Regions from separate parts of the Homo sapiens genome. Here all the other regions are linked to region 5. The links are chromatin contacts, found by Hi-C or POLR2A ChIA-PET in ENCODE. All regions are on one chromosome and are shown on one strand. The core of a region is the stretch at or near the end of the contact, and the rest is flanking DNA. Distances in the headings are between cores, read along the strand shown.

Region 1 (3,909 bases), core at 139-2,638, 810 kb after region 5:
TCAGTGTCTCCTCCTGGAGCTGGGTGTTGACTCTGTCCAAGACTCTGCTCAGTCACTTCCTGGCTGATCCCCGAGTGCTCAAGTGTGTGATGAGATTAGGGCTCCCCCAGGCAGGAAACGGCCACATTGGACCCCTCCCTCCCCCATCCCTAGTTCATTTTATTTTCCCCAATCCTCATGGCTCCCAACTAGGCCCTCCTGCTCCCAGACCCCCCCAAGCCCTGTCCCCCATCCCCTGTAGCCCAGCGCTGAGCACACTGGGGCCAGAACCACCCATACCAGACTCCCCCAGGGCACGACGGGTTGAGGCCTCTCTGAGGCAGGGAGGGACAACACTGAGGGGCCTTGTGCAGAAGAGGGAAGGGGTACCCCCCCGAGCTTCAGTTTCTTCATCTGCCCGATGAGCCCCCATCCAATGGTACCCAGGAGTGGGGATGTGCTGGGGCTAGAGGAGGGAGGCCCCCTGGAGGCTGGCTTGGGGACCCTTCAACCTGGCCACCTCACTCAGGGTCAGAGGTCAGAGCAGGCGAGCCACACACCCCGAAGTCCCCCCGGTCCTCGGCAGGTGCTGTCCCCAGCATCACTGTCTCCCCTACAGATGCCCGTGTGTCCCCTGGGCAAGAGTGAAGTGAGGCACTCATACAGGGGTGCCTTGTGAGTATGGGGTCAGCCGAGGATGCTGAGGGGCTCTCGAGGTTCAGCCAGAGTCCCTGACGCTGGGCTCGTGCTGCTCTGGGGGTCTGAAGGGACCCTCGCTATTACCCTCTGGGAGGCGCCCATCCTTGGTTTTTTTTTTTTTTTTTGCCGAGTCTCGCTCTGTTGCCCAGGCTGGAGTGCAGTGGCAAGATCTCGGCTCACTGCAACCTCCACCTCCTGGGTTCAAGCAATTCTCCCACCTCAGCCTCCTGAGTAGCTGGGACCACAGGCATCTGCCACCAAGCCCAGCTAATTTTTGTATTTTTATGAGAGATGGGGTTTCTCCATGTTGGTCAGGCCGGTCTCAAACTCCCAACCTCAGGTGATTTGCCTGCCTTGGCCTCCCAAAATGTTGGGATTACAGCCGTGAGCCACCGTGCCTGGCCTAGCAGGGCTCTTCTTATCCTGCTCACCAGAGATAGGAAGTCGGGGGGTGACTTCAGGAAAGGCCCAGAGCCCGTGATGGGCGTGGGGATTGGGGTGAGGACAGGGCTGTCGTGAGAACAGTGGCTGCAGATGTGAGCGGCTGGCAGGAAGTGGCCACTTGAACCGCAGATGCTTCCTGGGCTGGTCAGGGACCGGGGGTGCTGGCTGCAGCTGGGACCCCCCCCCCTGCATCTTGCTGGCCTGGCACCTGGGTCCCTGGGAGGCGCCACACTGGATATAGCCACGTGGGGCAGCCCGGTCTCCATAACCCACACTCCAGTCCTCCCACGGGCTGGCTGGCAAGCGGCCCTGGTGGGTCTGCGGGGGCAGGGGCAGCCTTCCTGGTTTATCTCTACCGGCGCGATCTGCTCGTCCGCCTCGGCTCCAGAAGCTGGGGCTCAGGGTCCGGCGAGGCAGGAAGCCTGAGGCCACAGCCCAGAGCAGCCTGAGTGCAGTCATGTGGGGGCGACTGCTCCTGTGGCCCCTGGTGCTGGGGTTCAGCCTGTCTGGCGGCACCCAGACCCCCAGCGTCTACGACGAGAGCGGGAGCACCGGAGGTGGTGATGGTGAGTGGTCCTGGCTTTGGGGTGCAGAGATGGGGTTACATCAGAGATGGAGCTGGGGGCCCGGAGCTGGGGAGGGGGAGGCCGGGAAGTTGCGGGCTTCAGCCCAGCCCACTCTGTATCCCGTCTCTGACCCCATAGGGCTGGGCTATTCCCTTGAGTGTCATGTCCAGCTGTTTCCCACCAGGGCAGACCCCAGGCTCTGAGCACCTCCCTCCCTGCTGCTTCTCGTCACCTGCCGAGGCAGGGGCTGACTGAGGTCCCCTCTCTCTCCCAGACAGCACGCCCTCAATCCTGCCTGCCCCCCGCGGCTACCCAGGCCAAGTCTGTGCCAATGACAGTGACACCCTGGAGCTCCCGGACAGCTCACGGGCACTGCTTCTGGGCTGGGTGCCCACCAGGCTGGTGCCCGCCCTCTATGGGCTGGTCCTGGTGGTGGGGCTGCCGGCCAATGGGCTGGCGCTGTGGGTGCTGGCCACGCAGGCACCTCGGCTGCCCTCCACCATGCTGCTGATGAACCTCGCGGCTGCTGACCTCCTGCTGGCCCTGGCGCTGCCCCCGCGGATCGCCTACCACCTGCGTGGCCAGCGCTGGCCCTTCGGGGAGGCCGCCTGCCGCCTGGCCACGGCCGCACTCTATGGTCACATGTATGGCTCAGTGCTGCTGCTGGCCGCCGTCAGCCTGGATCGCTACCTGGCCCTGGTGCACCCGCTGCGGGCCCGCGCCCTGCGTGGCCGGCGCCTGGCCCTTGGACTCTGCATGGCTGCTTGGCTCATGGCGGCCGCCCTGGCACTGCCCCTGACACTGCAGCGGCAGACCTTCCGGCTGGCGCGCTCCGATCGCGTGCTCTGCCATGACGCGCTGCCCCTGGACGCACAGGCCTCCCACTGGCAACCGGCCTTCACCTGCCTGGCGCTGTTGGGCTGTTTCCTGCCCCTGCTGGCCATGCTGCTGTGCTACGGGGCCACCCTGCACACGCTGGCGGCCAGCGGCCGGCGCTACGGCCACGCGCTGAGGCTGACCGCAGTGGTGCTGGCCTCCGCCGTGGCCTTCTTCGTGCCCAGCAACCTGCTGCTGCTGCTGCATTACTCGGACCCGAGCCCCAGCGCCTGGGGCAACCTCTATGGTGCCTACGTGCCCAGCCTGGCGCTGAGCACCCTCAACAGCTGCGTGGATCCCTTCATCTACTACTACGTGTCGGCCGAGTTCAGGGACAAGGTGCGGGCAGGGCTCTTCCAACGGTCGCCGGGGGACACCGTGGCCTCCAAGGCCTCTGCGGAAGGGGGCAGCCGGGGCATGGGCACCCACTCCTCTTTGCTCCAGTGACACAAAGTGGGGAAGGCTGTACTGGGTCGAACAGGGTCCCTTCCCCCACTTCACGTCCTTCCTGGGACCTCAGAATGTGACCTTATTTGGAAATAGGGTTGTTACAACTGTCACTAGCGGAGGTCACTTTGGAGAAGGGTGGGCCTTACATCCAGTGTGGGTGGTGTCCTCATAAGATAAGGAGAGGCCAGGCCTGGTGGCTCACGCCTGTAATCCCAGCACTTTAAGAGGCCAAGGCGGATGGATCACTTGAGCCCAGGAGTTCAACACCAGCCTGAGCAACATGGTAAAACCCCATCTCTACCAAAAATACAAAAATTAGCTGGGCTTGGTGGCTGGCGCCTGTAATCCCAGCTACTCAGGAGACTGAGGCAGAAGGATCGCTTGAACCTGGGAGGCAGAGGTTGCAGTGAGCCGAGATTGCGCCACTGGACTCCAGCCTGCGTGACAGAGAGCCTGTCTCTAAATTAATTAATTAATTAATTTAATTCAATTTTAAAAAGACGAAAAGTGACGGCCAGGTGCAGTGGCTCACGCCTATAATCTCAGCACTCTGGGAGGCCAAGATGGAGGATTGCTTGAAGCCAGGAGTTTGGGACCAGCCTGGGCAACATAGGGGGATCCCATCTCTACACACAAAAAAATTTTTTAATGAACCAGGCATTGTGGCATGCGCCTATAGTCCCAGCCACTCAAGAGGCACAGGCGGGAGGATCACTTGAGCCTGGGAGGTTGTGGTTGCAGTGAGCTATGATTGTACCACTGCACTCCAGCCTGGGCAACAGAGCAAGACCTTGTCTCAAAAATAAACAAACTAAAATTAAAAAAAGAAGACGAGAGATAGTGGGTGTGGTGGCTCACACCTGCAATCCCAGCACTTTGGAAGGCCGAGGTGGGC
Region 2 (3,642 bases), core at 1,095-3,594, 970 kb before region 5:
TTTAGAGGGCTGGGTGGCTGTCTAAGAAGTCTGACTACCCCAAGACCACCATGCTGGAAGGAAACCCGAACCACACGGAGAGGCCTGTGTAGCTACCCTGGTCCACAGCCCCAGCAACAGCTGGCGTCAGTTGCAAGACCTCTGAGTGAAGACACCTCCAGATGACTCAGGACCCTGCCATTTTTTAGTCACCCTCTAGCCTAAGTCTCCCCTGTCCAAACTGAACCACAGCATCTGTGAGCATCATGTAAACCAAAAGGTATCTCAGATAAGTCTCAATAAATTTAGAAAGCTTATTTTGCCAAGGTTATGGACATGCCTGTGACACAGACTTAGAAGCTCCTGACAACATAAACTAGGGTAGTCAGGGCCACTACCTTGATTCAGGTCTGTAATCCTAGCTACTTGGTAGGCCAAGGCGGGCAGATCACTTGAGACCAGGAGGGTTTTTTGTTTTGTTTTGTTTTTTTGTTTTGTTTTTTTGAGACGGAGTTTCACTCTTGTTGCCCAGGCTGGAATGCAGTGACACAATATTGGCTCCCTGCAACCTCCGCCTCCCGGGTTCAAGAGATTCTCCTGCCTCAGCCTCCCGAGTAGCTGGGATTATAGGCATGCACCACCACCCCCAGCTAATTTTGTGTTTTTAGTAGAGAAGGGGTTTCCCCATGTTGGTCAGGCTGGTCTCGAACTCCCAACCTCAGGTGATCCGCCCGCCTTGGCCTCCCACAGTGCTGGGATTAGAGGCGTGAGCCACCGCACCCAGCCGAGCCCAGGAGTTTGAGACCAGTCTGGGCAACATGATGAGACTCTATCTCTACAAAAAGTAGGGAAATTAGCCAGGTATGGTGACACATGCCTATAGTCCCACTTGCTCGGGAGGCTGAGGCAGGAGCATCACTTGAGCCCAAGAGGCTGAGACTGCAGTGAGCTGTGGTGGTACCACTGCACTCCACCTTGGTCTAGTTTTATATATTTTAGGGAGACATGAGACAGCAATCAATATATGTAAGATGCACATGGGTTTGGTCTGGGAAGGCAGGACAACTCAAAAGTAGGGAGAAGGCTTCCAGGTTATAGGTGGATAAGAGAGAAACAATTGCATTCTTTCGAGTTTCTGACTAGCCTTTCTGAATATGCAATTTACAGAGATAGTCACTTATGCCTTAGTCTGGCTTAGTGAAACAAATAGGTAAGGAAGCGATCAGATATGTGTTTGTCTCATGTGAGCAGAGGGACAATTTTGAGTTCTGCCTGTCCTTCATCCATAAGGAATTTCCTTGTAGGCAAATTGTGGGGGAGGTATGTAGCTTTTTTTTTCTTTTCTTTTCTTCTTTTTTTTTAGACGGCATCTTGCTCTGATGACCAGGCTAGAGTGCAGTGGTGCAATTTTGATTCACTGCAACCTCCACCTCCCGTGTTCAAGCAATTTTCCTGCCTCAGCCTCCCAAATAGCTGGGATTACCAGTGCCCACCCACCATGCCTGGCCAATTTTTTTTCTTTTTCATATTTTTAGTAGAGATGGAGTTTCACCATGTTGGCCAGCCTGGTTTCGAACTCCTGACCTCAAGTGATCCGTCGCCTCAGCCTCCCAAAGTGCTAGGATTACAGGAGTGAGCCACCGCGCCCAGCTAGCTTTTTTAACCTTGTAGCTATCTTACTTAGGAATAGAATGGGAGGCAGGTTTGTCCTACACAGTTACCAGTTTGACTTCTTCCTTTTGGCTCAGTGATTTGGAGGTCTCAAGATTTATTTTCCTTTCACAATCACGACATGGTTGTTTTACATCATTACGTTTGGGGATGGTTTGTCAAACAGCAGTAGTAATTGGAATTTGGAGGTGAGAGAATTGAGTGGGGAAAGAGTGGCATGGGGAGACCAAGGAAGAAGCTTGGGGTGGGGTGGGTAGTGGGGACGGTCATTGAAACGAATGACACTACGGCTTGCACCAGGTTGAAGCAGTACCTGGCAAGGAGAGAGAGGATACGTGGAGGCTGCGATTTGGAGACAGACCCAAGAGAACTTCCTGGATGCCATCACCCAGAGTCCCATCCAGGGAGGGTGGGTGAGGTGGAAGACAAGGGATCGGGCCTGCGCCACGATCGTCACGTCCCATCGAAGCTGGAGCGGATCCGGGCACCCGGAGCCCCCATTCCAACCCCTCCCGGCCCCAGGCAACTACATCTCCCAGCATCGCCCGCTCGGGCCGCGGGAAAGGGGAAAAAAAAAAAAAGTTTGGGCCAAGCATTCCCGGAATGTGCTTCCTGCTGGCGCGGGGCGGGGGGCGGGCGGGGAGGCCCGGGCGGGGCGGGGAGGGCGCGGGGCGGCGCGGCCGGAGCCCGGGGCGCGCACTCGGCTCGGCCCGGCCCGGGCCGCAGCATGGCCGAGCCGCTACTCAGGAAAACCTTCTCCCGCCTGCGGGGCCGGGAGAAACTTCCCCGGAAAAAGTCGGACGCCAAGGAGCGCGGTAAGCGGAGATCGGTGGGGAACAGGGGGCGCCGAGCCCCACCCGGCCTGGGAGCGGGGTCCCAGGGCCCCGAGGACAGACGGTGGGGGGGATCAGGGGGAGCCCCCCGCACCCCGCTGCAGACTGGGGTGCCTCCAGCCAGGGGAGGGTAGGGGTCCTGGAAGGAAGGGGCTGGGAGGGAGGGGGGCGCGGACCGTTATGTGCTGCTGGCCGGGGATGCCAGCGCTGCGGGCTCCTTGGGAGGCCCGGGAGGGGGCCTCGCCCACGACAGGAAATGGGGCCGCGACTGAGGGCCTGGAGGGTGGAGGGGAGGAGGGGCTGGGAGGCCGGGACACTGGGGCCCAGTCGGGCTGGGCAAGGGGCATCGGGAGCCCTGGAGGCGCAGGATGGGAGATGGGAGGCGTACTCCTGCAAAGGAAAGAGAGGGGCGGCCCGTCAATCAGAGTAGCTGCCCCCTCCGCCTCCCACCTACTAACAGTGACGGCAACTGCGCCTGCCTTAGCCCCAGGAAACTGTCCCTTTTATACAGATGGGGAAACTGAGGCACGGAGCAATTGGGTCATGTGCCCAGGGCCATCGACTTAAACAGCTCTTTGGACTATGCTACAAACAGAGACCCTAGAGGGTGGACATCAGAGGTGGCCAGAGGAGGAGTTCAGCAGGGTAGCAAGTAAAAACCTTAGAGAAACAGCTGCGTGGGATAGGGGGACCCAGGAAGGAAGGAGTTAAAGGAGGAAGGCCAGACCATTCCATGGACGTACCCCTTCCCCCCAGGCCTTCCCAAAGATTCCCAATGTTCCCAGGGAAGGGAGAAGGGACAGAGATGCCCAAACACAAACACACACAGGAAACAGCCCAGGACATGAGACAGGAGAGGAGGGAGGGAAGGGGAAGTCCCAAAGCATTGAGCGTGGGGGGTCTGGCCTGGGCTGAGGGACAAGGGCCCATCCCAGGATGGCGACAGAGTTTGGAAGACAGGAGGGAGGGTAAAAGGGGCAGGGGACTGGGAGTGACTGTGCTGCAGGGAATAGAAAACCCAGCTCCTCACTCCTGAGCACGTAGTGCCTGCTGTGGGCTGTATACTTTTCCAAAAGGCTCCTGGAAGCCTCCCTGGACATGGAAATCACATCCCCCCATTTCACAGGAGGATACTGAGCCTCAGAGAGGGAAGCGACTT
Region 3 (3,691 bases), core at 604-3,103, 790 kb before region 5:
TTCCAGGCAACATTAACTTCACTTTCAAGCTTCTCTTCCCTCAGGTAAAAGCAAGCCACCCAGATAACCCATTCCATGCACTGCTGGGAGGCCCTCCACACACATTCAGTGTCTACTTCTGTCCAGACAACTGAACTGAATCTGCTGGAGAGGGATGCTTGGAAGTAAATAGCTGTCACCCTCTCATCTCAGTAACTTTCAGAATATAAAGGAGCAGAATAAAATGAAACCCACACCACTTCAGACGACTACAGCTAAGGAAGCAAAAAACTTGGCAGGCATAATCACTTTGTGAGAACCATGTTCTTGTTTGCCCCTAATTCCACCTAACTTCCACAAAGTAAATAACCCACAGAAGTCAAGCAGCCCAACTCTTACACTGACAGGCGAGTACATGGAGGTGCTGGAGAGAAAAGACACAGAGCATGCCTCATCTCCTCACTGTGCACACCCTTCCTCCTCTCTCCAGCCCCTGCAGGCAGCAGCCACTCACAGAGCAGCCCTGGGTGCTGTGCCACAAGGGAGCCTTGGATGCAGCCAAGTTGGCATCTTGCAGACTCAAGAGTCCATCACACAACCTAAGTTCACTCCCCTGCAGATGTGGCCAGCTTGTCCTCTGAGTCCACTGAGGAGTAACAGCCACTTAACTGGTAAGGAATTTTCAGACCAATAGAAACCAAAACCCAGGGCAGCGACTATCACACTCGTATGGAACCTGTGGCAGTCCCTAGGAACGCCTCACCACCTTTCTACTAAAAATCTGATTAAGTTCAGGAGTTCAGGCCCAGCCTGGGCAACATGGCAAAACCGTGTCTCTACCAAAAATACAAAAGATTAGCCAGGCTTGGTGGTGCACGCCTGTGGTCCCAGCTACTCTGCCCAGCTCCAGCTACTTGGGAGGCCAAGGAGGGAGGATCGCTTGAGCCTGGGAGACAGAGGTTGCTGTGAGCCGAAATCACACCACTGCACTCCAACTTGGGTGACAGAGTGAGACCCCATCTCAAAAAAAGAAAAAAAAATCTAAGGATGTAGAAATAAGGTGCATCACACATAAATAAAGCCTTAGACTAGGGTCTAGCATACAGAATGAAAAAATTTTAAAAAGTGCACATCCCTGAGTAGAAAAGAGATGGCAAGATAACATAAAACTTTGGCTAATTTTTATTACTACTTTTTACATTTGTTTTTCCCAACTCCCTGAAATACCATCAACATAGTTATCAATCAGGAACTAAAGGGAAAAAATACTTTAAGGAGGACTTAAATGGCCAGGGGTGGGTGGGGGCACGAAGCACAGCAGGAGAGACACCTGGCTTAGTTAGGATGGTGCCCACTCTGAGTTTAGTAACTGCTTTAGGAGGCGTGTGTGAGGAGAGCCAGAGAGCAACATGCTGGCAGCATGAGACCCACTGGCCTTCCCTAGCTCCCTAAGTTATTCCCAGGTTCTCCCAGATGCCATGCTAGGCTTGCCTCGTCCAGGGAGGGAGCCACCTCAAGGAGGTGCCCCATTACCCTCTCCTAAGTCCCAATACCCTCCCACCAATTCTTCCCACGCCTCTGTCCTATGGACCTAAGGCCAAAAGCCAGACAAAGGGGGACAAAGGTCTTTCCTCAGGTATCCAGTAACACAAATCAGTCCAGTCCCCTCCACCCCGAGCAGATGAGAAAAGGAGCATAGCCCCTCCCCTGCACCGGCCTAACATGGAGGAGCCAACACAGTGCTGCAGCAAGACCATAATCAGGCACCGTGGTACTCACAGGCTGGAGGCCTTATTAGCACAGAAGACGAGAAAGAGACTTCAGCAGCAGAGACAGGGAAGTAATAGGGACATCAGGTGGAGGGCATGGGAGAGGAAGGTGGCTGCTGCACGGAGGAAGTGAAACTCCATACTTGCACATCTGCGCATGTCCAACAGAAATACAATGTGGCTACTCATGCCATTTTAAAATTTCTAGGAGCCACATTAACAGAGAAAGCAGGTATGCTTACCCAAAATACCATTTCGACATATAAACGTGTAACATTTTTTTCCTTACTAAATCTGTGAAATCTAAGTGTGCATGCCCCACAGTCACAGCACAATTCAGGTGCTAAATTTTCACCCAAAATATGTGATCTGTATTTAGATTCCATAAAACTTGCAGCTGAAAAAGTAGATTCACATACCCGAGGTGTCCCCAACATATCTGGATGTTTTTCACTAACTAAACTGAGCATCAGCTTTGAAAATTAATTAGAATTTGATTAAAGTAAAAATTCATTTCCTCGGTAGCACTAGCCACATTTTTTGATGCTCAAGAGCCACGTGGGGTTAGTGCTGACCTCACTGTGAAAATCTAAGAGGTTTCACTGGCTAGGAGGCCAAGGGCAGGCATTTTAGGAACTCTGCTCTGGGGCCACAGGGATGGGGAATACTACACATTCAGGCTGGTTAGACCCCAGTCAGTTTCCACACCTACCACTTTTATCACCCACAGATCCACCTGTGCTTTAAATCAACCTGCTCAACTAAAATATATCTATTTAAAAGAAAACATTAACATAGCATTAGTATTAACACATCACCTGTGTGAATGGGGGAAACATATGGGAAATCTCAACACAGGATACAATCATTGTTGAGTTTCCTGTATGCAAAAAAATGTTTATGCGGTTTTAGAGGACAGTGCCTTTATTCTTTTTTTTTTTAAGACACAGTAAAAACTTTAATAATCTTATTTTTATTATGGTAAAATATATGTAACATAAAACTTACCACTTTAACCATTTTTTACTGTATAGTTTGGTGACATTAAGTGCATTCACGCTACTATGCAATCACTATCTAGCTCCAGAACTTTTTAATTTATGTATTTATTTTCTTTAAAGATGGGGTCTTGCTATGTTGCTCAGGCTGGTCTCAAACTCCTGGGCTCAAGCAATATTCCTGCCTCAGTCTCCCAAAGTGCTGGGACTACAGATGAGCCACCACAACTGGGCGTTTCAGAACGCTTTCACCTTGTAAAACAAACTCTGTAACCCATATATCCACTAAACACTAACTCCCAATCCCTGCCTCTGGCAACCACCATTCTACTTTCTGTCTCTGTGGAAGTGACTCCTATAGGTACCCAGCGTGAGTGAAACCACAAAGTATTTGTCTTTTTGTGGTTGTCGTATTTCACTTGGCATAACGTCTTCTAGGTTCATCCACATTGTAGCACCTCTGAATTTCTTTTTTTTTTTTGAGACAGTCTCCCTTTGTCGCCCAAGCTGGAGTGCAGTGGTACGATCTAGGCTCATTGCAACCTCCACCTCCTGGGTTCGGCGATTCTTGTGCCTCAGCCTCCCGAGTAGCTGGGACTACAGACACGTGCCACCACGTCTGGCTAATTTCTGTATTTTTAGTAGGGACTGGGTTTCACCAACTTGGTCAGGCTGATCTCAAACTCCTGACTTAGATGATCTGCCCACCTCGGCCTCCCAAAGTGCTGGGATTACAGGTGTGAGCCACTGTACCTGGCCTGAATTTCATTCCTTCTTAAGGCTGATTAATACTTCATATTTTGCCTATCTATCCATCCATCAATGGACACAGGTTGCTTCTATAATACCTTTTGGCTACTGTGTATAGGGCTGCTATGAACATGGGCGTACAAATACATGTTTCAGTCCCTGCTTTCAAAGAGAATGCCCTTAAGAAATGTTTGC
Region 4 (3,696 bases), core at 429-2,928, 740 kb before region 5:
TCGCTTTCTTTACAACTTCCAAAGACGGTAGGGAACTTGACAGCTCCATTCACAAAAAACTCCCGACCATTGTTACAGCCCCAAAGAGCCACTGGCTTACGAGGTAAACTGCGACTTGGTTTTTGGAACCACGGACTGGTAGAGCCCTGTCGAAGGTAAGCAAAGACATTCCAATTCTCGTGAGGCATACATTCCAAGGGGTCACTAGCATCCAACACACACGCAGAGAAATGAACCCAAGACCAGACACCCCACCAGGCTGCACGAAACGTAAACAAGTAAACAAGCAAATAAAAATCTTAAAAAAACAAAGCGTAGTCTTGAGTAAAAGGGAGGTCAGCCACCCAGGAGAAGCACATGACTCATGCACCGGCCTGAACTAAAGTATTTACACCGTCCACTACAACAGAGTGGGGTTTCCCATCTTCAAGCAAACCCAAGCCTTGGGGGCATCTCAGCCGAGTGAAGCCATGCTATTTCCGTTTGGGAGGAGGGGGATCATTTTATTTCGCTGAATCACAACTCCCCCACATCCCCACCCCAAATCACCACAATCACCACCACCACACAACACTGCAAATAAAATAGGCCGTTGCAAGGACGCCGGCGAGCACGGACCGAGCAAAACAAAGCGCCCAGCAAGGGGCTGCCAGGCTGAGAGTGGGTGCGTCAAGCGGGCCAAGCTCGCCTCCAGGGCACCGCTCCCGCCCTGAGGCCTGGCCTCAGACCGGCGTGCAGCCGCAGCCACCTCCCTCCGCAGGGGACCTGCCCCTTTCTCCGCAGCACTCCGGGGACCGCCGGGAAGGTGAAGAGATGGGGGTGGGGGCGCGCTGCCCCGGCCCAGGCAAAACGACCTGGGTGCCAGAAGGAGAGCGCGCCGGCCCCGGCCCACGTGAGCGCCGCGGCCGAGCCCGCCTAGAGGACCGCGGACCGGGACAGCTGCGCTCGCGGCCCCCGCGCCAGGCCGGGACTTACCCGGGCCGGGCGCGCCGCGGACCCCGCGGCGGCCGCTTCCTCCTCCTCCTCCTCCTCCTCACTTAACAAAATGGCGGCGGCAGGAAGTGCCGGGCGCCTCGGCCCGCCCCCCGCCCGCCCCCGACCGCCGGCCCCGCCGCGGCGCCCGCGCCCCCCACCCGCGCCCCGCCGGCCAGCCCAAGCCCGGGTCCGACGGCACCAAAGGCAGGACAGCCGCGAGCGACCCCGCCGCCCCGACACCAACGGCGCAGGCCGCCCCGGCCCGGAACGAACGGCGCGGGAGGCCCGCAGGCCCGAGCCCGCGTAGCCCCGGCCTCCCCGCCCCCGCGCCGCGCGGATGGCGTAGGTGGCGGCGCCCCGGCCCCATTACGCAATGCAGGTTACGCGGACCGCGCCGCGAGCCTCCGCCAGCCGCCCAGTGTCGTCCGCCGCCCCAAAGGGCACCAGTCCTCACCTGAGACGCTAGGCCGCACGCCGCCCCCGCCGGCCGTCCGCCCGCTGCCGCCGCCCCCTCCCCGAGCTGCCTGCGCGGCGCCGGGGCCCGCCCGCCGCTCTGCCGAGCTCACAGGCCGCGCTCGCCCGCGGGCACCGCCGGCAGCCGCCGCAGCCGCTGCCGCCGCCACTGCTTCGGCTCCTCGGCTGCGGGAGACCAGAACAAACAGCCCAGCCGCCGCCGCCGCCGCCGCCGCCGCCGCCAGCGCACTGACGTCACCGCGCACGCTGCGCGCGCGGCCCCGCGCCGCCGCCGCCCGGTGTGCGCGCCCCGCCCCCGCGCCCAGCGCGAACGAGCTCTGGAGAGACAGTGGCTGCGAGGTGAGTGGGGGATACCGCGGACTGAGGGAGGAGACCCCGCAGAGCGAAGGAGCGGGCTGGGGGAAACGGGCGGACTGCAGGCTGGGCCTGCGGGAAAAGATCTGAAGGCTGAGAGAGACATCCAAAATACTAAGAAAGGTCTGAAGACAGACCCTCACAGGGAGGGAGGATGGTGAGGAGGGACCCCACAGACTGATGGAGGAGGCGGAGGAGAGAGCCCTAAGGGGGGACCCCAGGTAGGGAGGCTGAGGCGAGAGAGCTGCGATGGGGGCGCCGGGGCTGGGGTGAAGTGGAGGAAAGGAGGTGAGAGGAGGCTGCGAGCAAGGCCGAGGCGGATCCTCCTTGGCTGCCCCTGGGCAGGGAGGTAGCACCTTTCTCCTCTTATGCCCCCCTGTTGATCTTCTTCCAACCCACCTTTTTAAAAAAAGGGACATGGTCTTGCTCTGTCCCCCAGGCTGGAGTGCAGTAGTGCAGTCATAGCTCACTGCAGCCTCAACCTGCTGGCCTCAAGCGATCCTCCTGCTTCAGCCTCCCAAGTAGCTGGGACTACAGGTGTGCACCACCACACCCAGCTAACTATTTTTTGTAGAGATGGGATCTCACGATGTTGGCCAGGCTGGTCTCTGTCTCCTGGACTCAAGCGATCCTCCTGCCTCGACCTCCCAAAGTGCTAGTATTACAGGCGTGAGCCACCGCGCCCAGCTCCTTCCCATCCTTAAGACTCAACCCCAAGTCAGACCAGGCTCGGTGGCTCACACCTGTAATCTCAGCACTTTGGGAGGCAGAGGCAGGAGGTTGGCTTGAGGCCAGGGGTTGGAGACCATCCTAGCCAACAGAGTGAAACCTCGCCTCTACTAAAAATACAAAAATTAGCCCCGTGTGGGCCGGGCGCAGTGGCTCACGCCTGTAATCCCAGCACTTTGGGAGGCGGGCAGATCACGAGGTAAGGAGATCGAGACCATCCTGGCTAAGACGGTGAAACCCCGTCTCTACTAAAAATACAAAAAATTAGCCGGGTGTGGTGGTGGGCGCCTGTAGTCCCAGCTACTCGAGAGACTGAGGCAGGAGAATGGCGTGAACCCGGGAGGCGGAGCTTGCTGTGAGCGGAGATCGCGCCCCTGCACTCCAGCCTGTGCGACAGAGCGAGACTCCGTCTCAAAAAAAAAAAAAAAAAATTAGCCGGGTGTGGTGGCGCATGCCTGTAATCCCATGCCTGTAATGCCAGCTACTCAGGAGGCTAAGGCAGAAGAATCACTTGAACCCGGGAGGCGTAGGTTGCAGTGAGCCGAGATTGTGCCACTGCACTCTAGCCTGGGCGACAGAGCAAGGCTCTGTCTCCAAAAAAGAAAAAGACTCAACCCTAAGTCAGCTCCAGGACGTATGTGCCTACTCTACATGTGTGAGTCCGAGGGGAAAAAACATCATATGACCTCTTCTAGGGCTTCCAAAGCACCCCACCTGGCCACGGAAGAGCTTAGTAAACATGGGGTAGTTTTGAGATTGCTAAAAGGAGGAAGTTAGGCATATGTCTCTTGTAGCTTAAAATAATACTGTGAAATTTTTCAAACCTGGAAACAACCACTTCTCTTTCCTTTTATATATATATATATTTTTTTTTTTAAGACAAGATCTTGCTCTGTCACCCAGGCTGGAGTGCAGTGGCTGGATCATAGCTCACTGTAACCTCAAACTCTCAGTCTCAAGTGATCCTCCCACGTCAGCCTCTTTAGTAGCTGGGACCACAGGTGTGCGCCACCGTGCCCAGCTAATTTTTGTATTTTTGTGGAGAGGAGGTCTCACCATGTTGCCCAGACTGGTCTTGAATTCCTGGGCTCAAGCGATCCACCTCCCTCAGCCTCCCAAAGTGCTGGAACTACAGGCGTGAGCCACCGCACCCAGGCCATTCTC
Region 5 (3,438 bases), core at 350-2,849:
TGCCTGGCCAATATTGCAAAACCCTGTCTCTACTGAAAATACAAAAATTAGTCAGTCGTGGTGGTGTGCACCTGTAGTACCAGCTACCGGGGAGGTTGAGGCAGGAGAATCACTTGAACCCAGGAGGCGGAGGTTGCAGTGAGCTGAGATCGTGCCACTGCACTCCAGCCTTGGTGACAGAGCGAGACTCTCAAAAAAAAAAGTCAGATCCAGGCATGAGCTGGATATGATCACCCTAATCCAGAGTTGGGGGCCCAGGGAGGGAGTTTCAGCCTGGAGGTGACAGAAAAGTCTTCTTGAGCCAACTCTAGACCGGTGTGGTGGGGGGTGACAAAGAGAGGTGATGGGGTCTGTGGTTTGTAATCCATAGGCCTGAGCTTCTCAAACTAGGAGTGATGGGAGGATAGGACTCTTGGGATAAACAGAGGACTGAAAATTTAGGGAAAGTAGGGGACATTTTTATTAAAATGAACATGGCCTATATGCAAAAATTTTAAAGATTTAACCCGAGCCTTCAAAGAAAGTGATCCTGTAGGGGCGAGTCTCTTCTAGCCAAGCTCCCCAAAGCCCAGAAATGAGGGACTAGGTCTGAGCCCTTCAGCCCTTCAGAGTATTTTGGTAAGACAGTCTAAGAACCACTGCCTTGGGCCATAGGGAGCCATAGCAGGTTCTAGGCAGAAAGAGGGCAGGCGTATTTGTTAGAAAGTTTCTCTGACCCCGTGTTGGGGTCAGAACCAGAGGGAGAAAGGCTGGGGACAGGGATGGGCGGAGGGATCCACGCGCAGAGAATGAGATTGCTTAACTCCAGATCATGGTGAGGCTGCACCTCTGAAACTGGAATGTGTGTATTTCTGGAAAACATTTGGAGTCTTCAGTTTCCCAAAAGCTGCCATTGATCTCCCTAGAGTACTGGGGACCCCAATAAGCCCAAAACAGCTGGTCCTCAGGACGAGGGAAAGATGTGAAAATCCCACTATCAGGTAGCATGGATGGCGTGGTGCATGCTATCGCAACCCCTGTTCTACAGATAAGGAAACTGATGCCCAGAGAGAGACGGAGGACTCTTGTGAATATTGGGGGGGACCGCCCCTGCACCTCGGGGACGTGACCCCCCCCCCAGGCTGACCCGTTCCTCGCTCTGTCGTCCCCAGGTGGAGGAGGAGCTGACGCACCTCCAGAAGAAACTAAAAGGGACAGAGGACGAGCTGGATAAATATTCCGAGGACCTGAAGGACGCGCAGGAGAAGCTGGAGCTCACGGAGAAGAAGGCCTCCGACGTACGTGTGCAGGGATGCGGGAGCCCGCGGCGGGGCCAGGCCGGAGCCCCGGGGCCGGGAAGGCGGGGAGAGCCGCAGGGGGAGGAGGAAGAGGAGGAGGAGAAGGCGGCGCCTCCCAGCGCTTTCTCCAAATAAGTCCCGAAAAGGGGCACTTTCCAGCAGCTGTGGCCAGCGGTGCCGACGTCAGGCCCTCCCCCAGCGGTGCTGACGTCGGCGGTCCGGCCGGGTGACCTCATCGCCCCGACGGCAGCCGGCCCGGGGGGCGGGGAGAGGCGGGGGCGGCCCCCGCGCAGGCAAAGGCTTGGGGGGCCGGGGCGCGGCTGTGCAGCTCTCGCCGGAGCCGAGCCCAGCCGAGCGTCCGCCGCTGCCCGTGCGCCTCTGCGCCTCCGCGCCATGGCCGGCCTCAACTCCCTGGAGGCGGTGAAACGCAAGATCCAGGCCCTGCAGCAGCAGGCGGACGAGGCGGAAGACCGCGCGCAGGGCCTGCAGCGGGAGCTGGACGGCGAGCGCGAGCGGCGCGAGAAAGTGAGCGCCCCGGCCTCGGGCCCCGCACCCGCAGCCTCCTCCCCCGCGCGCCCTCCTTTCTTCCCGGCTTCCCGCGCTGCCCGCCCGCGCGCAGTCCTCGGGCCGCCTTTTTACGCCCTCGGACGCCGATCGCCGACCCACATCCCTGCGCCCGCAGCCAGGACCCCCTACTTCCTCCGCCGTCCTCCTTCCTGGGCCTGGGACAGGGGAGGGGGCGCCGCCTCCGGGTCGGGCGGGGCCGGCCAAGCGGGAAATGGGGGGATGGGGCGGAGGGGGTGAGCGATCTCCGGGTGGAGAAGTGGAGCGGCGGGAGGGGGCGTATCGTGCAGGCTCCGACTCCGGGGCTGGCGCCGGGGTCCCGGGCCGAGGGGAACCCGCGACCGGACTTGTGGGGGAGAATGAGGATGAAAACGTGGAGCTTCCATTGTCTAGGGTTTGACCGGCCGACAGGGATTTCGACGGGGGACCGGGGATCTGGGGAGGGGGTCGCACTTTCTCGCCTCTTTCGCGGCTTCCCGGCTTCTGCTTGCTTCCCTGACCGTTCCCAGGGGCGCGGCGGCGACGTGTCTGCTCCAGGCGGCGGGGGGGATGGGGGGTGGAGGAAGTTCAGCCCCAAGCCGCCCGCCTTTCTCCAGCTGATTCCTGCGGGAACCGGGGCGGCGGGACCCTGCCTCTCTCCAGAAGGCCCCGGGAACGCTGGCGCGGGGCCCTGAACCCACGATCGTTTGAGCGCCTGCTGTGCGCCTCCGCCGCGAGTCGCAGGGCCCGAGATAAACAATGGGTCTGAAAAAGGAGGGAGTTTCACCATCCTCTCTGCATCATCCTCCTGGCTGTCCCTCGGGACAGATGGTGGCACCGCCAGGGTCTGGGGACAGATTTGGATTCTGGTCCCATATCATGCCACCCACAGGCTTCATGACTTGGTATTTGCTCTCTAGGAGCTTTTTTCCCATCTGCGAGTAGGACTGATAAGAATCCCGACCCCCCAGAGTAGCAGGGAGGGTCCCAGGAGTAAATCTCAGGCGTGGAGCCTGGCGCTTTGTAAATAATCAATTGTGTTGTTGTTTTTTGTTGTTTTGTTTTTGAGGCAGTCTCACTCTGTCGCCCAGGCTGGAGTGCAGTGGTGCGATCTCGGCTCGCTGCAACCTCCACCCCCCGAGTTCAAGAGATTCTCCTGCTTCAGCCTCCCGAGTAGCTGGGATTACAGGTGCCCGCCACCACGCCCAGCTAATTTTTTTTTTTTTATTTTGGATTTTTAGTAGAGACAGTGTCTCACCATGCTGGCCAGGCTGGTCTCGAACTCCTGACCTCGTGATCTGCCCACCTTGGCCTCCCAAAGTTCTGGGATTACAAGCGTGAGCCACGGCGCCCAGCCTCAATTGTGTTTTCTCTGCCCTGGGAAGAGCTCATAGACAAATGGAGGCAGGGGAGCTGACTCACTGATGGAGCGAGGTCTGCATTCCACGGGTTTTCTGTGCAGTTATGGGAGCATGACAGGGGAGGCTCCAAAATGGAGGTTGAGCTGGGTCTTATAGAATAAATAAGTTTGCTGGGACCAGAGACATGGGTGTGCACAGACTCAGAGGCAAGAAAGTTGTATGATGAGGGTGGGGGGGTGTGCGGATAGAGGTTGAAG
Region 6 (3,879 bases), core at 612-3,111, 660 kb before region 5:
TGGTCATTAGTGACCTTGTATCTCAGTTTCCTCATCTATTAAAAAAAAGAGCTCCATTACTCAGCTACCCCACAGCACCCAACCATTCATCTTCTGGTTTCTTCAAGAGTCCTGTTTTTAAAAACCATGAAACTGTCTTCCAGTTCTTGGTAAGACTTGGTGAGAATTATATTCCAATCCCAGGGATGTCAGTAACAACCCCATAGTCTTTCCTCCTGAACTAGGAAAGCTACAGAAAGGCTCTGGCAGAGCTGCCCAACTTGGGCACTACTGATGTTTGACGCCAGATACTTCTTTGCGGTAGGTGTCATTGTGTATACCGTAGCAGGGCAGCATCCCAAACCTCCATCCACTAGATACCAGCAGCACTCCCACTCCCATATGTGACAACCAAAAATGTCTCCAGACATTGCCAGATGTCATCTGGGGCAGAATCACCCCTGGATGAGAACCCACTGGGCTGGGGGATGGTTGCTAGAAAAACTGGGGTTCTTGGAAAGCTCCTGACCTGGCAGCCAGGGTAGAGGGGACTGGCACTACCTTCTTGCCTATGCCAACATAAAGTGGTCTACAAAGGAGCCCCACAGACTCACGTTGCATTCTCAGTTCTCAAAATTCCAAGTAGAATGCAGGTTACCTGGCAACCACACACGCTCAAGCCTATAATACCCTCACCAAACAGGGAGGCCTAGTGTAAGTCTCCTGGCCGAGAAGCCTCATCAGTCACTGCCAAGGCAAACCCAGGAGGCCTTGGCAATTCACCCAGTGATGATTTACAGTCGCCCAAGCATATTGCGGGGGGCGGAGAGGGGCTCTCGGATCTGTCACCCACTCTCCCTTTCAAATCCCATTGGCCTCCCACTGGCCTCCCTGGCTGATCTTCTAACAAGCCAGGCAGTTCCTGCCCGTAAGCCTTTTACAGCAAAAGCTCCCTGGGCCAGATATCTTTATTCGCTCCCTCCATTTAGGTCTCTGCTCAAATGTCACCTCTTTACAGAAGGCTCCAACCACTCCACGTAGTGGAGCGACCCCCGCACGGTACTGACCACCCTAAAATATATCCTACACTCGCTTATTTGCCTATTAAGATCCTCGCCTCTAAGCTGCTTGAGGAATTCTTGTCTGTATTCCCAATACCCAGTCTGTACCGGACACGGTTCATTTGACAGACGCAGAGGGAATTAACATGGAACCTTGTCATTCCTTGCAGTTCAGCCCCTAGGGGCCCAAGGCTCCCCGCTCAGCCCAAACCCTTCCAATATTTACTTATCCCCCTAGGGCCTGGCGCCTTTCCCAGTTCTGAAATAGACAAAAGGGGGTGGTGGGTGGGATCGGGATGGGGGTGTAGAGCTGCGGCGTTTTTGCAGAGAAACTGCGCGGGGGAGGACGCGACAATGGCGACGGCAGCCGAGCCTGCTGCCTGCTCGCAAGGACCAAGGCCTGAGAAAGGGAAACCTAAGGCGTCGAGGTCCAGGAGCGCAGGCCAGGGACGGAGGTGGTGGGGGCGGAGACCTCGTGCGCTGAGGCCCGGACCCACGGACACAGGCGACAGAAGCCAAGACATCAGGCGGCCGGGAGCCGGGACGCCGGCTGCAGACACAGAGAGCTGAGGCAACGAGGCGTGAGGGCAGCGACCCTGAGGCGACGGGCCAGCGGCGCCATTTTGTGACCGCAGGGAAGGCAGTGACGGGGCCCCAGGGGAGGTGCGGGCAAGCCTGGTGCGGCATCCGCACGTCCCTGTCCCATCCCCCACGCAGAGCCCGACCCCACCCTGCCAGGCCCACCTGTGTAGCTCATGGTGGCGGGCAACACAACATCCGACGACGCCGGCTTCTGCTGCTCTGAACATCCGACGCTGCGATAGCTGCTGCTAACCACAGGGTCCCCTCCACACACACCCGAGCCCCGCCTCCCGACCGCATTGGCTCATACCGGCCTCGGCTTCACGTCTATTGGAAGGAACCGCTGTCTATCTCTATGCCTCCTCATATCAGTGGCTGGAAGCTGCTGGCAATCTCGTGAGAGCCCCGCCTTGTCCCCGCCTTCTGTTATTCTAAGGCCTCAGTGATTGGCCTACAGAAGCCGGCAGAGAGGCGGAGTCCTATAGAATTTGAGGGGGCGGAGCTGTGCACTACGGAAAGGCCCAAGGCCCAAGCATGGTCGGGCTGGAGGAGCGCCCGTACCCTGGAGACCCGCCAGAGGGAGTCGGGTCTACGGCTCAGGGCAGGGCTGGGATGCCAACTCCGCCACCGAGGTGCTGGGTAGGGGACCTAGCTAAGTCTCTCAAATTCTCTGGCCTTCGGCTCCAAAACAAGCATAGCAAAGCCATGTTGAGAAGAGAAAATTAAAACAGCACCAAACAAGATGCTGGACACACGTTTCAACATTACGTGACAAAGTGTGTGTAAAGAAATCATTCTGGTGCCAGTGCACTGAATAAATGTGATTAATCGTAACAAAACGATAATATATTTATATGGCATATGCTTATATGTGTAATAATTCCGTTTGTATTGTGTGTCATTCGAATGCTCCTTCAAACCTGCAAAAAGCTTTTAATCCTCACTTAAAACTGAAGCTTGGAACTCATGATTTGCTCAAGGTCCTTGACAGTTACGTGTTAAAATGGGAGCTTTGCTTCTAAAACCCTCCTGATTCACTCTGGGCTCGAGAGATCCTGCAATAGTGCAGCCGGGCACCAGTCATGTCCTCAGTCTGTTTCCTGGGCATATGGAAACCCTGCCAGGGACAACTCATAATTTCTAGAGATGACAGAGCTGCACCGAAGAGTACTTAACACGTGTGTTTGTGAAAACTCATTAAGCTGCGCAATTACGACTTCTACGCTTCGTGTGTTTTAAAACTTTTTTTAAGGTATGCTGTTTCTTTTTGATATTGTTGATTTCTTTAGGTGTAATAGTGGCATTTACAACGTTGAGAGAAACATACTGAAATACTAAGAAGTTAACTGATCTTATGGCCAGGATGTGCTTCACACAATTCAGACAGGTAGAGAGAGGAGGAGGAAGCAAGGAGCTATAAGATAAATCTCTGACAGCTGAAGACATTGGTCATGGGTTGGTGATGGATAGATGAGAGTCCATTTTACTGTTTGCTCTACTTTTGTATAGTTGGAATTCTCCATGATAAACTGTTTTAATAAAACTCCCCCCACCCAAATGAGGCTTCTGCAGAACTTGCTGCCATACGGAACAAAGCCACTTCTGATGTGTTAAGTGAGCAAACTCCAAACATGAAGCAGAGATCTGACGGATAAGCACTCTGGCTTCGGGGTTCATCTCCCCATCAGCCTCAGGGATGCCTGCCTGTCTTCCAAACCAAGGCAGGGCCCCAGGACACGTCTTCTGCGCCCTGCAGGTTCGTTCCTTCATCGCACTTGCCACAGTCATCATTGTACCGATTTGATTTCGTTCACATCCAACACCCTCAGAGACCACGGCTCAAAAGCTGAGACTTTGCTGCCTGAGGTGTATTGAAGTGGCTTGAGCAGAGAAGAGCAATGCTCAGAAAGTTTTAGGAAAACATCCCCCTGCAAGAACTGGAGGTGACTCTTCCAAGGACACACATGACCCTCACTTCACTGCATGATTGGTGGGGAGGAACTTGCCATATGACTTTATAAGCTCTTGTATCATTTGACTGTTTTTTGTCACATCTAGCCTATACCACTTTTATATTTCAAAAACTGACTTACGGGCCGGGCATAGTGGCTCACGCCTGTAATCCCAGCACTTTGGGAGGCTGATCACTTGAGCTCAGGAGTTCAAGACCAGCCCGGGCAACATGGTGAAACCCCCGTCTCTACAAAAATTACAGATATAAGCCAGGGGTGGTGGTGCATGCCTGTGATCCCAGCTA
Region 7 (3,901 bases), core at 552-3,051, 770 kb before region 5:
CTCAGCACTTTGGGAGGCCGAGGCGGGCGCATCACGAGGTTAGGAGATCGAGACCATCCTGGCTAAAACAGTGAAACCCCGTCTCTACTAAAAAATACAAAAAAAATTAGCCAGGCGTGGTGGCGGTCACCTGTAGTCCCAGCTACTTGAGAGGCCGAGGCAGGAGAATGGCGTGAACCCGGGAGGCGGAGCTTGCAGTGAGCCGAGATCGCGCCACTGCACTCCAGCCTGGGCCACAGAGCGAGACTCCGTCGCAAAAAAAAAAAAAAAAAAAGTGCTTTTCTGAAAGGAGGGCTCTAGTTAAGGTAAACCATGGTTCTGTGACTTGTGCTTTACACTGAGAGAACAAAGCAGCAAGACCAACAATCTTAAAGGAGTAATACACAGTCCATGTAGGGTACACTACCCCTGCATTCACATCAACTGGAGAAGAGAAGCTATTTCCAGCTCAAAGTAGGGGAAAGTTAATACATAGCTATTCAAGAGTGTTTATGTACAGACAGTTAATCTTGAGAAATCCAAATTGTGTGGCTAGAACAAAGCTACTGTTTACAATATTTTTCATACTAATGCTTCCTGGAGGACCTTCCTTGGCCCCATGTTTAAATTTTGATTAAATGTCAAACTAGTAAAACTATTTGCCTATGCGGGGATGGGGCGGGGGGAGAAGACGGTTAGGCAACACAGTGCCAAATTCAAAACTCCGTACTAGCTCTGACAGCGAACACCTTTAGATTCAGAGGAGAAAAGTAGCCTTAAACAGGACAATTCAGCCTATCTACTGAGATCATCTTATCAAAAGGAGTAACTGTCATTACAATAAAATGCAATACAACAATACAATAAAATGCAACAAAGCCACGAAGAAGGAAAAAGGCTGCCCAGCATTCTAGCACCTATTTGCACAATTAGCCCACAGAGTTACTTACAAACAATATTCCCCTTATATAGTCTGTGTTCTGTTTTTGATGGGGCACTGAATACAGAACCTATCTGCCAACTTTAACTGTAATGCGATAACCAGAGCTCACACAACCACTTCTCGACTGTTTCTGTCAGGATGTTTCCAGTTTTTTAAGTATCAACATTACAGGGTTGAGAAGGACCAACAAGCATTTGATGGCTAATGATGACAAAGTCCTTGATCAAGATGCCAGCAAGAACATTCACCACAACAGACTCCATGCAGAATGCTTGGAGTGATGCCCTCTGAGCCCCAAAGCACTTGCTCTCACATTTGACCACCAAGGTAGGATGAAAGAGCTCAGGGTACAAAGAAATATCCACTCATCCGTCACAGTGAAGGATTACCTTCATTATGTCCTCTCCAGAGGTAAACCCAAAGTCCCTCTGATCGCTAACTTTTTTACACTTACCACATAATCCCAACCCACTCTATTCTTCCGCAAGTCATTCAGAGAAGGCATACGGTGGTGACATAAATGCTGACGACTACCAGGTCCCCCGGATCTCCAGCCGTCTGTTTGTTTGCCCACAGGAACACACAGTGTGTGCTGGCAATAACTAAACAAGCTTTTCTGCCCAAGGAGGCTGAGCTCACTCAGTGCCTCGAGGCTCCCCACCATAGTTACAAGTGCTGGCCTAACCAAGCTGTGCCTGGAATCAGCCTTGTCACTGTGCCGGGGGAGTAGGAAACAGTTAAAACACATTTTTATGCTTTCATTTCTATAATAAATGCATCAGATATCACATGAAATCAGCTCTAGGACTGACTGAGCACCTGCCTGCTATACATTTTCCAGGCCGCCAGTGCCCTGCCAGGGGATGTGCTGAGCAGCCAAACCCAGCCTGGCCATGATGCTTGTAGTAAGCTGGCAGACAATGTACGAGCAACAACTTTCCCAGTTAAGCGCCAACTTTCCCTGAGTGTCCACATGCTTAGGGAAGAAGGTTGGACTTAAACCAACAAGCAATTACTGAATGCTTACTGAGACATGGGGCTCAATGTGTCTGTATGCTGTATTCCGACCTCACAAGAACCTCGCACAGGGCAGGGATTAGGGTCTCAGTTTTGCAGCCAAGGAAGCTGATGCGAGAAGAAATCGGTAATTCATCTAAGGTCACACCTGACTCCTCACCTTATACCCCCAAAAAATCATTTCCTGATGGATCAAGGGCATGAATTGGAAGGGCAAAACCTTACAACTTCCAGAAGAAAATATAAAATATATTTCACTTCAGGATAGTGTTCTTCCCACCAACCGTAAAACAAAGATTCATAAATTCACCTACATTAAAATTAAGACCATCTTTTTTTTTTTTTTTTTTTTGAGACGGAGTTGTTGCCCAGGCTGGAGTGCAATGGCGCGATCTCAGCACACCACAACCTCCACCTCCTGGGTTCAAGCGATTCTCCCGCCTCAGCCTCCCGAGTAGCTGGGATTTCTCCCACCTCAGCCTCCCAAGTAGCCAGGCAGGAGCCACCACGCCTGGCTAATTTTGTATTTTTAGTAGGGACAGGGTTTCTCCATGTTAGTCAGGCTGGTCTCAAACTCCTGACCTCAGGTGATCCACCTGCCTTGGCTACCCAAGTGCTGGGATTACAGGCATGAGCCACAGCACCCAGCCTGAAATGTTATTTCTTAATAATAAGACTTGAAAGGTGAAACTGATCCATGGGCTGCTGTATGGATGTTTTAGCAGGCACGAAAACATTCACCTCCTTGTGCATGTCCATCAGAGGTCTTGGGTGACAAGGTGCATCACCAATGAGTTGTAATATTTTGAAAAATATTTTTTCTAAGCAGTAGGTCTCAACAGCGGGCTTAAAATATTCTGCAAATGATGCTGTAAACAGATGTGCTGTCACCCAGACTTTGTTTTTCCCTTTACAGAGCACAGGCAGAGTAGATTTAGCATAATTTAGATTTACCATAATTCTTAAGGTCCTTGGATATTCAGAATGGCTAATGAGCAGTAGCTTCAACTTAAAGTCATCAGCTACAGTAGCCCCTAATGAGAGGCAGCCTGTCCTTTGAAGCCAAGTATTGATTTTTCTACAGCTATAAAAGCCTAGATGGCATTTTCTTCCAATAAACTATTTTGTCTACACTAAAATGTTTACTGTAGCCACCTTTATCAATTATCTTAGCTAGATCTGGATAACTTGCTACAGTTTTTCCATCAGCACTTGCTGCTTCACCTTGCACTTTTATGTTTTGGAGATGGCTTCTTTCCTTAAACCTCATGAACCAACCTCTGCTGGCTTCAAACTTTTCTTCTGCAGCTTTCTCACCTCTTTCAGCCTCCAAAGAATTGAATAGAGTTACTACGGCCTTGCTAGATTAGGCTTTGGCTTAAGGGAATATTGCAGCTGACCTGATCTATCCAGACCACTACAACTTTCTCCATGTCAGCAATAAGGTTGTTTCACTTTCTTATCACTCAGGCATTCACTGGAGTCACACTTTTAATTTCCTTCGAGAACTCCTTTGCATTCACAATCTGGCTAACTCTCTGGCTTAAGCAGCCTAGCTTTTGGCTTTCAAAATATGTTATTGGCCTTTTAGCGTTGTTAAAGGGTATTGCTCTGTCATCCAGGCTGGAGTGCAGTGGCATGATCACAGCTCGCTGCAGCCTCAACCTCCTAGGCTCAAGCAATCCTCCCATCTCAGCCTCCCAAGTAGCTGGGACCACAGGCGTGTGCCACCATGCCTGGCTACTTTTTCCATTTTTTTTATGAAGACGAGGCCTCACTATGTTGCCCAGGCTGGTCTCAAACTCTTGTCCTCAAGCGATCCTCCCACCTACGCCTGCCAAAAAATGCTAGGATTACAGGCATGAACCCCACGCCTGGCCATTTTTAGCTTCTGACTTGGTGTGAGAGACGCGAGACCCTTCCTTTCATCTGAACACTTTAAAGGCTATTATAGGGTTATTA

Evidence for each region. Hi-C counts contacts between places; a loop is a spot of excess contacts on that map. ChIA-PET counts read pairs that join two places held with the same protein, here RNA polymerase II (POLR2A). Pooled maps may share reads with other maps.
Region 1: a map with no recorded cell type shows a loop between it and region 5 (8-fold over the local background). The contact joins the promoter of F2RL3 here to the promoter of TPM4 in region 5. A Hi-C loop is called at or near these places in 1 of 168 maps with a recorded cell type or tissue (naive thymus-derived CD4-positive, alpha-beta T cell), 4 of 37 single-sample maps with no recorded cell type and 3 of 50 pooled maps.
Region 2: a map of chondrocyte shows a loop between it and region 5 (4-fold over the local background). The contact joins the promoter of SYDE1 here to the promoter of TPM4 in region 5. A Hi-C loop is called at or near these places in 1 of 168 maps with a recorded cell type or tissue (chondrocyte) and 2 of 50 pooled maps. POLR2A ChIA-PET finds 5 or more read pairs at or near these places in 2 of 52 experiments (AG04450 and activated T-cell).
Region 3: a map with no recorded cell type shows a loop between it and region 5 (6-fold over the local background). The contact joins the enhancer-like site here to the promoter of TPM4 in region 5. A Hi-C loop is called at or near these places in 2 of 37 single-sample maps with no recorded cell type and 3 of 50 pooled maps.
Region 4: a loop to region 5 is called in a map with no recorded cell type, with 8 times the contacts of the local background. The contact joins the promoter of BRD4 here to the promoter of TPM4 in region 5. A Hi-C loop is called at or near these places in 3 of 37 single-sample maps with no recorded cell type and 10 of 50 pooled maps. POLR2A ChIA-PET finds 5 or more read pairs at or near these places in 2 of 52 experiments (activated CD4-positive, alpha-beta T cell and endothelial cell of umbilical vein).
Region 6: a loop to region 5 is called in a map with no recorded cell type, with 8 times the contacts of the local background. The contact joins the promoter of AKAP8L here to the promoter of TPM4 in region 5. A Hi-C loop is called at or near these places in 1 of 37 single-sample maps with no recorded cell type and 7 of 50 pooled maps. POLR2A ChIA-PET finds 5 or more read pairs at or near these places in 2 of 52 experiments (Panc1 and WTC11).
Region 7: a pooled map shows a loop between it and region 5 (2.3-fold over the local background). The contact joins the enhancer-like site here to the promoter of TPM4 in region 5. A Hi-C loop is called at or near these places in 1 of 37 single-sample maps with no recorded cell type and 2 of 50 pooled maps. POLR2A ChIA-PET finds 5 or more read pairs at or near these places in 2 of 52 experiments (BJ and activated T-cell).

Annotation. Positions count from the first base shown.
Region 1 is chr19:16,887,611-16,891,519 of GRCh38, forward strand. It overlaps F2RL3 (F2R like thrombin or trypsin receptor 3), which reads left to right and starts at 1,389. Exons shown (of 2, transcript NM_003950.4): 1 at 1,389-1,688; 2 at 1,963-3,909. The coding sequence starts at 1,580. The coding sequence ends at 3,011. RefSeq lists an enhancer at 2,064-2,663.
Region 2 is chr19:15,105,057-15,108,698 of GRCh38, forward strand. SYDE1 (synapse defective Rho GTPase activating protein 1) reads left to right here and starts at 2,345. Exons shown (of 8, transcript NM_033025.6): 1 at 2,345-2,465. The coding sequence starts at 2,378.
Region 3 is chr19:15,284,563-15,288,253 of GRCh38, forward strand. All of the region lies in intron 1 of BRD4 (bromodomain containing 4), which reads right to left. Among named protein-coding and RNA genes, the nearest start is that of BRD4, 46 kb to the right of the region's middle. RefSeq lists an enhancer at 1,579-1,628. Within about 2 kb of position 1,854, at least 5 of the 41 ENCODE cell types and tissues checked have a DNase peak (open chromatin) inside an H3K27ac peak, as active enhancers do.
Region 4 is chr19:15,330,861-15,334,556 of GRCh38, forward strand. BRD4 (bromodomain containing 4) reads right to left here and starts at 1,679. Exons shown (of 20, transcript NM_001379291.1): 1 at 1,430-1,679. LOC124904643 (a long non-coding RNA gene) reads left to right here and starts at 1,753. Exons shown (of 4, transcript XR_007067146.1): 1 at 1,753-1,788. RefSeq lists silencers at 679-728, 739-888, 919-1,018, 1,219-1,448, 1,679-1,778 and 2 more and an enhancer at 1,945-2,561.
Region 5 is chr19:16,074,896-16,078,333 of GRCh38, forward strand. TPM4 (tropomyosin 4) reads left to right here and starts at 1,600. Exons shown (of 8, transcript NM_003290.3): 1 at 1,600-1,802. The coding sequence starts at 1,671. RefSeq lists enhancers at 484-1,213, 1,214-1,941, 1,942-2,671 and a silencer at 1,250-2,159.
Region 6 is chr19:15,417,127-15,421,005 of GRCh38, forward strand. AKAP8L (A-kinase anchoring protein 8 like) reads right to left here and starts at 1,862. Exons shown (of 14, transcript NM_014371.4): 1 at 1,785-1,862. The coding sequence starts at 1,797. WIZ (WIZ zinc finger) reads right to left here. Exons shown (of 13, transcript NM_001371589.1): 13 at 2,852-3,879.
Region 7 is chr19:15,302,753-15,306,653 of GRCh38, forward strand. The region is part of intron 1 of BRD4 (bromodomain containing 4); the gene reads right to left. Among named protein-coding and RNA genes, the nearest start is that of BRD4, 28 kb to the right of the region's middle. Within about 2 kb of position 1,802, at least 9 of the 41 ENCODE cell types and tissues checked have a DNase peak (open chromatin) inside an H3K27ac peak, as active enhancers do.